Regions from separate parts of the Homo sapiens genome. Here region 1 is linked to region 2. A link is an interaction called in ENCODE POLR2A ChIA-PET data of the cell type or tissue named here. Cell type or tissue: IMR-90. All regions are shown on one strand. Links, peaks and the distances in the headings refer to the core of each region. The heading gives the core; the rest is flanking DNA. Region 1 has its middle 29 kb from the start of MIR593. Region 2 overlaps SND1 (staphylococcal nuclease and tudor domain containing 1).

What was found. Peaks named below come from ENCODE experiments on the same cell type or tissue, not always from the same donor. Only the 100,000 strongest peaks of a DNase experiment are listed, where the experiment ranks them.
Region 1: POLR2A ChIA-PET joins it to region 2 with 9 read pairs; 2 of 35 experiments call an interaction of 5 or more read pairs at or near these places.

What each region holds. Positions count from the first base shown.
Region 1 is chr7:128,107,552-128,114,832 of GRCh38, reverse strand. No RefSeq gene overlaps it. Among named protein-coding and RNA genes, the nearest start is that of MIR593, 29 kb to the right of the region's middle. RefSeq lists an enhancer at 6,361-6,440. In IMR-90, for the core only: no CTCF peak of the experiment used is centred there; no DNase peak of the experiment used is centred there; H3K27me3 peaks cover 781 bases.
Region 2 is chr7:127,994,458-127,996,957 of GRCh38, reverse strand. The region is part of intron 16 of SND1 (staphylococcal nuclease and tudor domain containing 1); the gene reads right to left. Among named protein-coding and RNA genes, the nearest start is that of SND1-IT1, 1.8 kb to the left of the region's middle. In IMR-90, for the core only: no CTCF peak of the experiment used is centred there; a DNase peak (open chromatin) is centred at 1,247; H3K27ac peaks cover 694 bases.

The DNA of each region.
Region 1 (7,281 bases), core at 2,595-5,094, 120 kb before region 2:
CAGCAAGTGGCAGCACCAGGACTTGAACCTGGGTGGTCTGACATGACATCAGCCCTCTACCACCATGTCAAGAGCAACCTTACCTCACACCTAACACCGGCACTCAGCCCCACCATGCCTTTGGAATAGCGTTCTGCCAGTGCTAAGTGTGCAGTCCCATATTGCCCCAGGCTCCCTGGGCAATTTGTCTCAGTCAGCTCTTGGCTTGATAAGGCTGTGTAATAAAGCACTCTCAAAAATCTCAGTGGCTTGCAATAAAAAGCATTTGTATCACGGGTCTGCAGGTCAACTGCAGTTTGGCTTCATTTATTAGCCACCTATTATGTGCCAGGCACTGTTTTCTGTCGGACCTTCAGGATTGAGCCATCCAGCCATGGAGATATACATGAAACTAACAATAACGAGAAATGCAGGCACTGTGACAAAACCGTGGAAAGTGCTAGGGAGACCCAAGGAGAGGGAGTGGCCAATTCTTCTCTGAGAAGAATTGGGGATAGAGAGTAACACACAGGCTGGGCTTTGAAAATACAGTAGAATTTCAAGAGACAACGAAGGTGGACAGGGTGTTCTAGAAAGTGGGGACCATGTTTAGCAAAGGCATAGGGTGCAAGAAGAAATGAGGAGCATTGAGTGGGCTCCATGCAGTCTCCTTTGCTGAAGAACAAGGTGCGTGAGCAGGCATGGGTGAAGCAGGAGGTTGGCCACAGATTAGAAAGGGTCAGGCCCAGCAGTGGGAGAAGTCTTTGAACTTTTTTAAGCTGGAGAGTGGACTGACTAACTCCCAAAGGGGAGGAAGACAGCGACTGAAGGCAGGAAGATGGTGAGGAGACTTTGGCGGTTCTCCAGGTAAGAGACGTTGCAAACCTGAAGCCAGCTGGACCAAGGACATGGCTCAAGTGGGAGCCTGGGTGTGCATGATCCCAAGGTGAGGGGGCCAAAAGGTCCCCCTGAGAGTTCATGCAGTGTGTGACAAGAAGCAATTAAGGAATATTTCTGTGAGGCTCATATTTTGACTATCTTTCGAAAGAGGCATTATTAAAATGTTTTCTCATCAAGGGCAGCAGAATTGAGATAAATCCACATCCTAACCCCTACCCCAGGTGGGTGTTCTGCAGAATCCTCACTTACCCAATTCCTTACTAAAATGTTGGTTCTTTGTTTTGTTTTGCTTTAAACCAGATTCATTCTTTTAAAAAAAAATTTAAATTTTTGTGGGTACGTAGTAGGTGTATATATTTATGAGGTAAATGGGACGTTTTGATACAGACATGCAATGTGAAGTAAGCACATCATGGAGAATGGGGTATCCGTCTCCTCAAGTATTTATCCTTTGAGTTACAAACAATCCAATGACACTCTTTATTTTAAAATGTGCAATTCAGTTATTACTGACTATAATCACCTTATTGTGCTATCAAACAGTAGGTCTTATTCATTCTTTCTATTTTCTTTTGTACCCATTAACCATCCCCACCTCTCCCAACTCATTTTTTTGGAGGCACACATAATACATGCTGGACACACAGGCCCACCCAGGGTCTACTCTCTGTGGATCACAGACTGTGCCCGCAGAGAACCAGCCACAGCGAGGGGTCTGCACGTGCCTCCCCGCCAAGTGCAGACAGATGGCCCTGGGTGCCCAGCTCTGGCATGGCACTCAGAATGTCCTTCAGCAGTGACAGTCAGATGCTCAGCACAGACAGGAAGCAGTCTGGGGCTGCATGACCGAGCCAAGGACCCACAGGGAGCCCAGAGGAGTCAGAAGGTCCTCATACCCTTTCCCTAGGCTCACTCCGCAGCCTGTGCTCCCCACATTGAGGCCACCCCAGCCAGATCTGAGGCAAGGCCACTGAGCAGACAGACACCTGCCTAGACATGAGAAACCCACCAGAGTCTGAGAAACTCACGTGACCAGCTCATGTCAGGAAAGGGAGGGTGCTGCTGCAGCTGGGAGAGGTGCTTATTTTTAGCCTGCTTATTGGCTGGGGCTTTGCAGACTAAGATGAAGCTCCTGCTCCTCACTGATGCTGTTATTTCTCCCCACCGGGGCTGGGAATTGGTTTATCTTCCAGGTAGCCACCTCAGCAGCCGCCCGCCGCAGCAGCAGGCCCCAGGCAGGTTGCTGTGTGTCTATTATTTTTGATTGCCCGTCTTATGGGGCATGAAATCACTTCTGGGAGGGTGTGAGCTTGGCACTGCCCTCGCTGCCGCTGGAGAGGGAGCAGGAGGCAAGGTCTCCTGAGGGTGCAGCTGAGGGTGTGGTTACAGCCAGGGGTCCCGGGGCCGTGGGCACTCCTACACTGCTGTGGGCCACGCCTTCTGGCTCTGAAGGGGCTGAGTGAAAGGAAGCACCCGAGGGAGGCGGTAGGAAGGCTTCAGCTGGGAGGCAGGGCATCGACTTCCAGCACCGTCTCTGCCCTGGCTGGTGCTGCTGTGCGCCCAGCCTTCCATGCCCAGGGAGTGCTGATGTAGTTTGGTGCCTCAGTTTCTCTTTTCTGCAAAATCAGCAGGGCCATGTTCTCTTTATGGGAAAGCTCTAGGGAAGAATTGCTTACCTCTTCTAATTTTTGGTGGCTTGTGGTGTTTCTTGGCTGGGGTTGCATAACTCTAAATCTCTGCGGCTCTGCCTGCCTTCCTCAGACAGTCTTCTCCCCTGTGTCTCACGTCGCCCTTTCCTTTCCCCTGTAAGGACAGCAGTCGCTGAATTTAGGGCCCACCCTGGATCTCATCTTGAAATTCTTATGACTGTGGTCTGAATGTTTTCTATACAATTCATACATTGAAACTGGATCCTTCGTGTGACAGTGTTAGAAGGTGGGGCCTTTGGGAGATGATGAGTTCGTGAGGGCTCTGTCCTCATGGCATTAATGCTCTTATAAAAGGGACCCCAGACGCCAGGTGCATAGACTTATGCCTGTAATTCCAGCACTTTGGGAGGCCAAGGCAGGCAGATCACCTGAGGTCAAGAGTTCAAGACCAGCCTGGCCAACATGGCAAAACTCTGTCTTCACTAAAAAAATACAAAAATTATCCAGGCATGGTGGTGCATGCCTGTAGCCTCAGCTACTCGGGAGACTAGAGGCAGCTACTTGGGAGACTTCGGAGGCAGAATTGCTTGAACCTGGGAGGCAGAGGTTGCAGTGAGCCAAGACTGGGCCACTCCAGCCTGGGCAACACAATGAGACACTGACTCAGAAAAAAAAAAAGGAACCCCCAGGGAGCTAACTATCCCATTCTACCATGTAAAGACACAGCACAACAGTGCCATCTGTGAAGTAGAGAGCAAATCCAAATCCACACCAGACACTGAACCTGCCAGCACCTTGATCTTGGACTTCCCAGCCTCCAGAACTATGAGCAATACATTCTGTTGTTTATAAGCCACCCAGTTTGTGATATTTTTTTCTTTTAGCAGCTTGAATGGACTAAGACAAGTACTATCTTAATTATATTTGCAAAGACCCTATTTCCAAGTAAGGTCACATGCACAGGTACTAGGGGTCTGGACTTGGACATATCTTTTGGGGGAACACTATTCAGTTCACTACAGCCAGGTGCTTGTGCAGATGCTCCTTAGTTCTGTCCCCTACCTGCAGTGTGACAAGGTCAGAGGGCACTGCAGTTGGAGGGCATGAGGCCTACAGAGGAAGCTGTTTGCCAGAGAGCTGCTTCTGTGCTGGGCTGCCCACTTCCCTCCTACACCTGGTGCAAATGAGAAGTTCAGCCAGCATCTGAGCCCTCAGCTCAGAGTCAAGGTTTACACCCAGTTCTTCTCCTTCCTTCTGCAGGAAAGAGCCAGACAATAAGAAAAAATAGGAAGAAAGGAGGTTGAATGAAAGAAATCTGAGCCTTTCAGAATGTGCACCACCTGGGCAGAGAAGAAGAAACAGAGGTGACAAGTGGGAAGACCTCCGGGCCTGAAATTCCCTGTCATGCTGCAGCTCCGGACCTGCCCCTACCTGAGTGGGGAGCAGAGGGGTGGACTGACACCTCAGACCCCTGGGCAGCTCTTGGCAAACTCACATGCTTGTCTTCAGCAATCCTGGCTTCATTTGGGGCTCTTTTCAAACCCAGGGCCTTCCCTGGGGAACCCAGGCCCCTAGCATCCTACCCACCTTCAGTAGTTGCCACACACACACACACACACACACACACACATTCTCTCTTTCTGTCTCTTCTCAGACATGTGTCTCATTCCCTTAGGCCTTCTTTTCTCAGCTTTTCAGGTGATAGGGAGCTAATCCTACCAACAAATTCAAACCAACTTGAGAGCTAATGGCTGAAACTGTTAATGATCGCTAACAAAATGAGTCCTAGGGGCGGGGTGGGGTGTGTGTGTGTGTATTTTGCATTTCTGTGCAGAAGTGTTGCAGGAACTCAGGGACCCCGAATGGAATGACTGGCTGGAGCCGTGGCAGAGGAACATAAATTGTGAAGATTTCATGGACATTTATCAGTTCCCAAATAATGCTTTTATAATTTCTTATGCCTGTCTTTACTTTAATCTCTTAATCCTGTTACTTTCATAGGCTGAGTATGTACGTCACCTCAGGACCACTGTGATAATTGTGTTAATTGTACAAATTGATTGTAAAACATGTGTGTTTGAACAATATGAAATCAGTGCACCTTGAAAATGAACAGAATAACAGCGATTTTAGGGAACAAGGGAAGACATCCATAAGGTCTGACTGCCTGAGGGGTAGGGCAAAAAGAGCCATATTTTTCTTCTTGCAGAGAGCCTATAAATGGACATGCAAGTAGGGAAGATATCACTAAATTCTTTTCCTAGCAAGGAATATTAATATTAATACCCTGGGGAAGGAATGCATTCCTGGGGGGAGTCTATAAACAGCCGCTCTGGGGACGTCTATCCTATGTGGTTGAGATAAGGACTGAGATATGCCCTGGTCTCCTGCAGTACCCTCAGGCTTACTAGGGTGGGGAAAAACCGGGCCCTGGTAAATCTGTGGTCAGACCAGCTCTCTGCTCTCGAACCCTGTTTTCTGTTGTTTAAGATGTTTATCAAGACAATATGTGCACTGCTGAAGACAGACCCTTATCAGTGGTTCTCCTTTTTGCCCTTTGAAGCATGTGATCTACTCCCTGTTCTTAGACACCCTCCCCTTTTGAAACCCTTAATAAAAAACTTGCTGGTTTGAGGTTCAGGTGGGCATCACGGTCCTACCGATATGTGATGTCGCCCCCGGCGGCCCAGCTGCAAAATTCCTCTCTTTGTACTCTCTCCTTATTTCTCAGCTGGCTGACACTTATGGAAAATAGAAAGAGCCTACGTTGAAATACTGGGGGCGGGTTCCCCCGATACAGAAGAGGCTTTAGCTCAAAGAAAGGAACCCCTGATGCTGGCAGCGAGACATATTTTTGGATTGAGGGGCTTTGTCAGAGCTCTGGATGTGTCGCGTATGTTGACCACATATACACAGCTGCTGCTGGGTCACCTCCAAGTGGCCCAGGCTGCCCTTTGCCCTACACTTGTTGGGACACAGGCCTTTGTCAACCCACCTGGGAACAGGTCTTGGTGGATCAGCGTCTCAGACAGGTCTAGCTAGGTCACATTGACATGCCTCGGGATCTATTTATTACCGTTTCCTCCTGTTTGCAAGATGAAACAACTCAGTAACACGCCTACCCAAGGTCACACACAGTACAGCTTCTTTGATGGAAGCCCAGGTGTGTTCTGTCTCTTGAGTCTAGGCTCTCTTCTTTTTATTTAGGGGGCTGTTTATCCTTTTTCAATGCCATTCCTCTCCTCTCCCTCTCCTTTCAAAAGCCAACCATTCTAAAGTGTTTTGGTTTGTAAGAGTGCAAAATGGTGTGTGTGTGTGTGCATGCGTATGCGTTTGTTGCCTGTGAGTGCTATTTTTAACCTATTTGAGTGGTTCAGAATTACAAATCTCACTTCTGTCTTCCTCTTTCTACTCAGCTCTGCTTTGAACTCTTGCATGCTCTATGTGAACCACAGTTTCCTTCCTGCTACTGAGTCCCATGGTTTGCTTCTGTTGCATCTTACCCAACCAGTCTCCCTGGAGTGGGCCCTCCATCTCCCACCACCTCAAGGAATATTGCTATAGATGTCCTACCCCGTCCTTTTATGAGAGCATGTGAGGAATTTGCGGGGGGTACATGTCAAAAAGAGACATGCAGAACCTCAGGGTGGGCATGTTCCGCACTTGCGTCAGGACTGCCATCTCACCTGCCTCCAACCCATCTACATGGCCTCATGGAATTCTTTTCCACTGTATCATGCAGGCTCCCTAGCTGTGAAACAGAGCACAGTGTCATGTAAGATTGTCAAAGCTGACACTGAGTATAGGTTGTGGTGAGCCAAAAATGTGCGATGAGAAAACCTACAAAGTTGCACTATAGAGACATAAAAATTACAGCCATTGGTGTACTGTTCTATTTTTGCCAAATGACCAGATTGTTTGATCATTCCCAATCTGTGCCTATGCTGGCAGGCTCCCGTTTGCACATCCAGATTGGCCCTCCACCCTGCTCTCTGCCCTGCAGGCAGATCTGACTGGGTGGCACCAGCAGACTCCCTCCATCTCTGGCTTCTGGTTGGTGATGGCTATGGAGAGGCACTGGCAGGGGACGAGGGAGCAGTATGGAGAGGCGCTGGCAGGGGACGAGGGAGCAGTATGGAGAGGCGCTGGCAGGGGACGAGGGAGCAGTATGGAGAGGCGCTGGCAGGGGACGAGGGAGCAGTATGGAGAGGCGCTGGCAGGGGACGAGGGAGCAGTATGGAGAGGCGCTGGCAGGGGACGAGGGAGCAGTATGGAGAGGCGCTGGCAGGGGACGAGGGAGCAGTATGGAGAGGCGCTGGCAGGGGACGAGGGAGCAGTATGGAGAGGCGCTGGCAGGGGACGAGGGAGCAGTATGGAGAGGCGCTGGCAGGGGACGAGGGAGCAGTATGGAGAGGTGCTGGCAGGGGTGAGGGAGCAGTATGGAGAGGTGCTGGCAGGGGTGAGGGAGCAGTATGGAGAGGCATTGGCAGGGGTGAGGGAGCATTATGGAGAGGCGCTGGCAGGGGATGAGGGAGCGCTGGCAGGGGATGAGGGAGCAGTATGGAGAGGCACTGGCAGGGGTGAGGGAGCAGTATGGAGAGGCACTGGCAGGGGTGAGGGAGCAGTATGGAGAGGCGCTGGCAGGGGACGAGGGAGCAGTATGGAGAGGCGCTGGCAGGGGACGAGGGAGCAGTATGGAGAGGCGCTGGCAGGGGACGAGGGAGCAGTATGGAGAGGCGCTGGCAGGGGCGAG
Region 2 (2,500 bases), core at 1-2,500:
AATATGGCCCTTAACTAAGAATAAACTGCTTGAAATTAAAGACCACTGGTGGGTGATGAACTGTCAAGCATGTGTGGGGAGGTGATAAAGGCCTTAGCCCCCAAACAGCCTTTAAAAGCTTGTGGGATGAGAGAGCTATTTAGAAAGCTGACCATAACATGTTCCCTTTTTCCTGGGCAGTGGCTGAGATAATCTAGAATAAGGGGGCTTTGTGAAAATAAATGAAACATTGCCGGACAGCCTGCTTGCTTTTCCAGCAGGTAATTATTTGTGGCTCGGAGAGGGTTCCCAAGCGACATGGCCGTCAGGGAGAGTCAGGAGAGTAGGTTGCACTGGATTCACCCTCACTGGGCGTCCATTACTTTCTTGGAATTTCCTGTGGCTTGAACTGTCCTCATTCCTTTGATCCAGAGATATAACTTTGCTAGTGTTCCCTCTCTTGTGGGTCTCCTCAACAGGGAAGGAGCCTGCGCAGAGAGATGGAATGGGAAGGGCTAAGAGAGCATACACCACAGCGCTTGTGGGGTGATGTAGGGAAAGGACCGAGGGCACAAGAAGGACAGAGATTGAGATAAACTTGAAACTGCTTAGAGCAGTTTATCTATTTCAGACACGATACAGCACACTTGGAGCTACGATGAAAGAAATGAAATCACTTTTTCTTGTATTCTAAGTTTTATTTCCCAGACATACACCCCTTCATAAATACACACCAATATTCATGGCTGAGGCCACATTCCCCTGAAACGTAAATACTTTTTTTTCCCCAATGGCAACAGTTGCTTATAATGTTTTTCTGTACCTTTTTTTTTTTTTTAAAGCAGGGAGTAAGGGAGAGAGAGGAAACCCAGGACTCTGCCCTGGCCACTGCAGCCTGCAGAATGAGCTCCCCGGGGGCATCCTCCCTTTTAATGCCAGCAGGGAGAAGGGAAATAGGTCAAGGCAGCAGCCTGAGTTTTCAGCTGGGGCTGTCCAGCATGAGGACATCATTTTTCAGGCAGCAGCAAAGAGCAATTCTAATGTGTCAGAAAGGACAAAGGGGTCATCGAAAAAGGCCTTAGAAATGATCACCAAACCCACATACATTGCCCCTGTCCTCAGAAACTGTACCTCCTACAGCCTGGAACTGTGAAGACAGTTAAACTATGACACTGATCTCTTTAAATAATACCTTATGGCCCTTTAAGACTTCGGGTTTCTCCAACACAGCAGTGAAAACACTGCTGTGCAGGCAGCAACTGGTCAGTGAGTATGTGCTGGCTAGCTGCCTTCTGGAAGAAAGTGAGAAGAGACATGAAATCACTGTTTTATTCAGAACAAGGGCCGCAAAAAGGAAAGGGTGGCTTGGGATTGCTAGATCAGTGTTTTAGACAGGAATGCCAAGGCAGAAAAGAATCACATATCCAGGACCACATAAAAACTGGAGTGTGAAAACCTAGGAGTTTACACTTTTAAGCCAGTTATTTACCCATTAGCTAATGCTATCTCTCACTACTTCTGGGGGATGCTAGTAATAGGCACAACTCCCCATCTGGGAAATCACACCAGATCTTCCTGTCCTTGACTGTGTGGCAGGGAACTGCCTTAAAGAGTCAGCTGTATGTGGGTCAGGGGTCACCAAGTACATGCTATCCAATGGGACATGGCACTCAGCTCATAGTCACAGCTACAGCCAACAGATACAATAATCTCATGCAGTCCAGCCTCAACGGCAGGGGACAGGAGAGCCAACTTAAATTTTCAGGGCTATTACAAGCCATTTAAACCCAATTCAGCATACCATATGCAGCAGTAGTCAGCAAACTTTTTGGTAAAGGAACAGATCGTAAATAGTTTAGGCTTTGCAAGCCATATAGCCTCTGTCGTAACTACACAACTCGGCTGTTATAGTATGAAAGCAGTTATAGACAATACATGAAAGAATTAGCATGGCCAGGCCAGGCGCGGTTGGCTCATGCCTGTAATCCCAGCACTTTGGGAGGCTGAGGTAGGCAGATCACAAGGTCAGGAGTTCGAGACCAGCCTGGCCAATATGGTGAAACCCCGTCTCTACTAAAAATACAAAAACAAAAAAAAAAATTAGCCGAGCATGGTGGTGCAGGCCTGTAATCCCAGCTACTTGGGAGGCTGAGGCAGGAGAATTGCTTGAACCCAGAAGGCAGAGGTTGCAGTGAGCTGAGATCGCGCCACTGCACTCCAGCCTGGGCGACAGAGCGAGACTCCGTTTCAAACAATCAAACAACAAGAAAAAACAGAGTTAGCATGGCTGTGTTTCAATGAAACTTTATTGTAAAAACTGGCAGTGGCACAGATTTGCCCACCTGTCCTAAATACCAGCGGAGTCAGGCTAGAAAGAAAGACTGAATTTACTGTTTTTTTTTTTTTTTTTTTTTTTTTTTTTTTTTTTTGAGTAAAAGTGATCGTCATTTGAGAGTTATTTGGCTGCTTTGGGCTTCAAGGCTGGAGAAGCAGGTAATGGCACAGTATCTCACTCACTGTT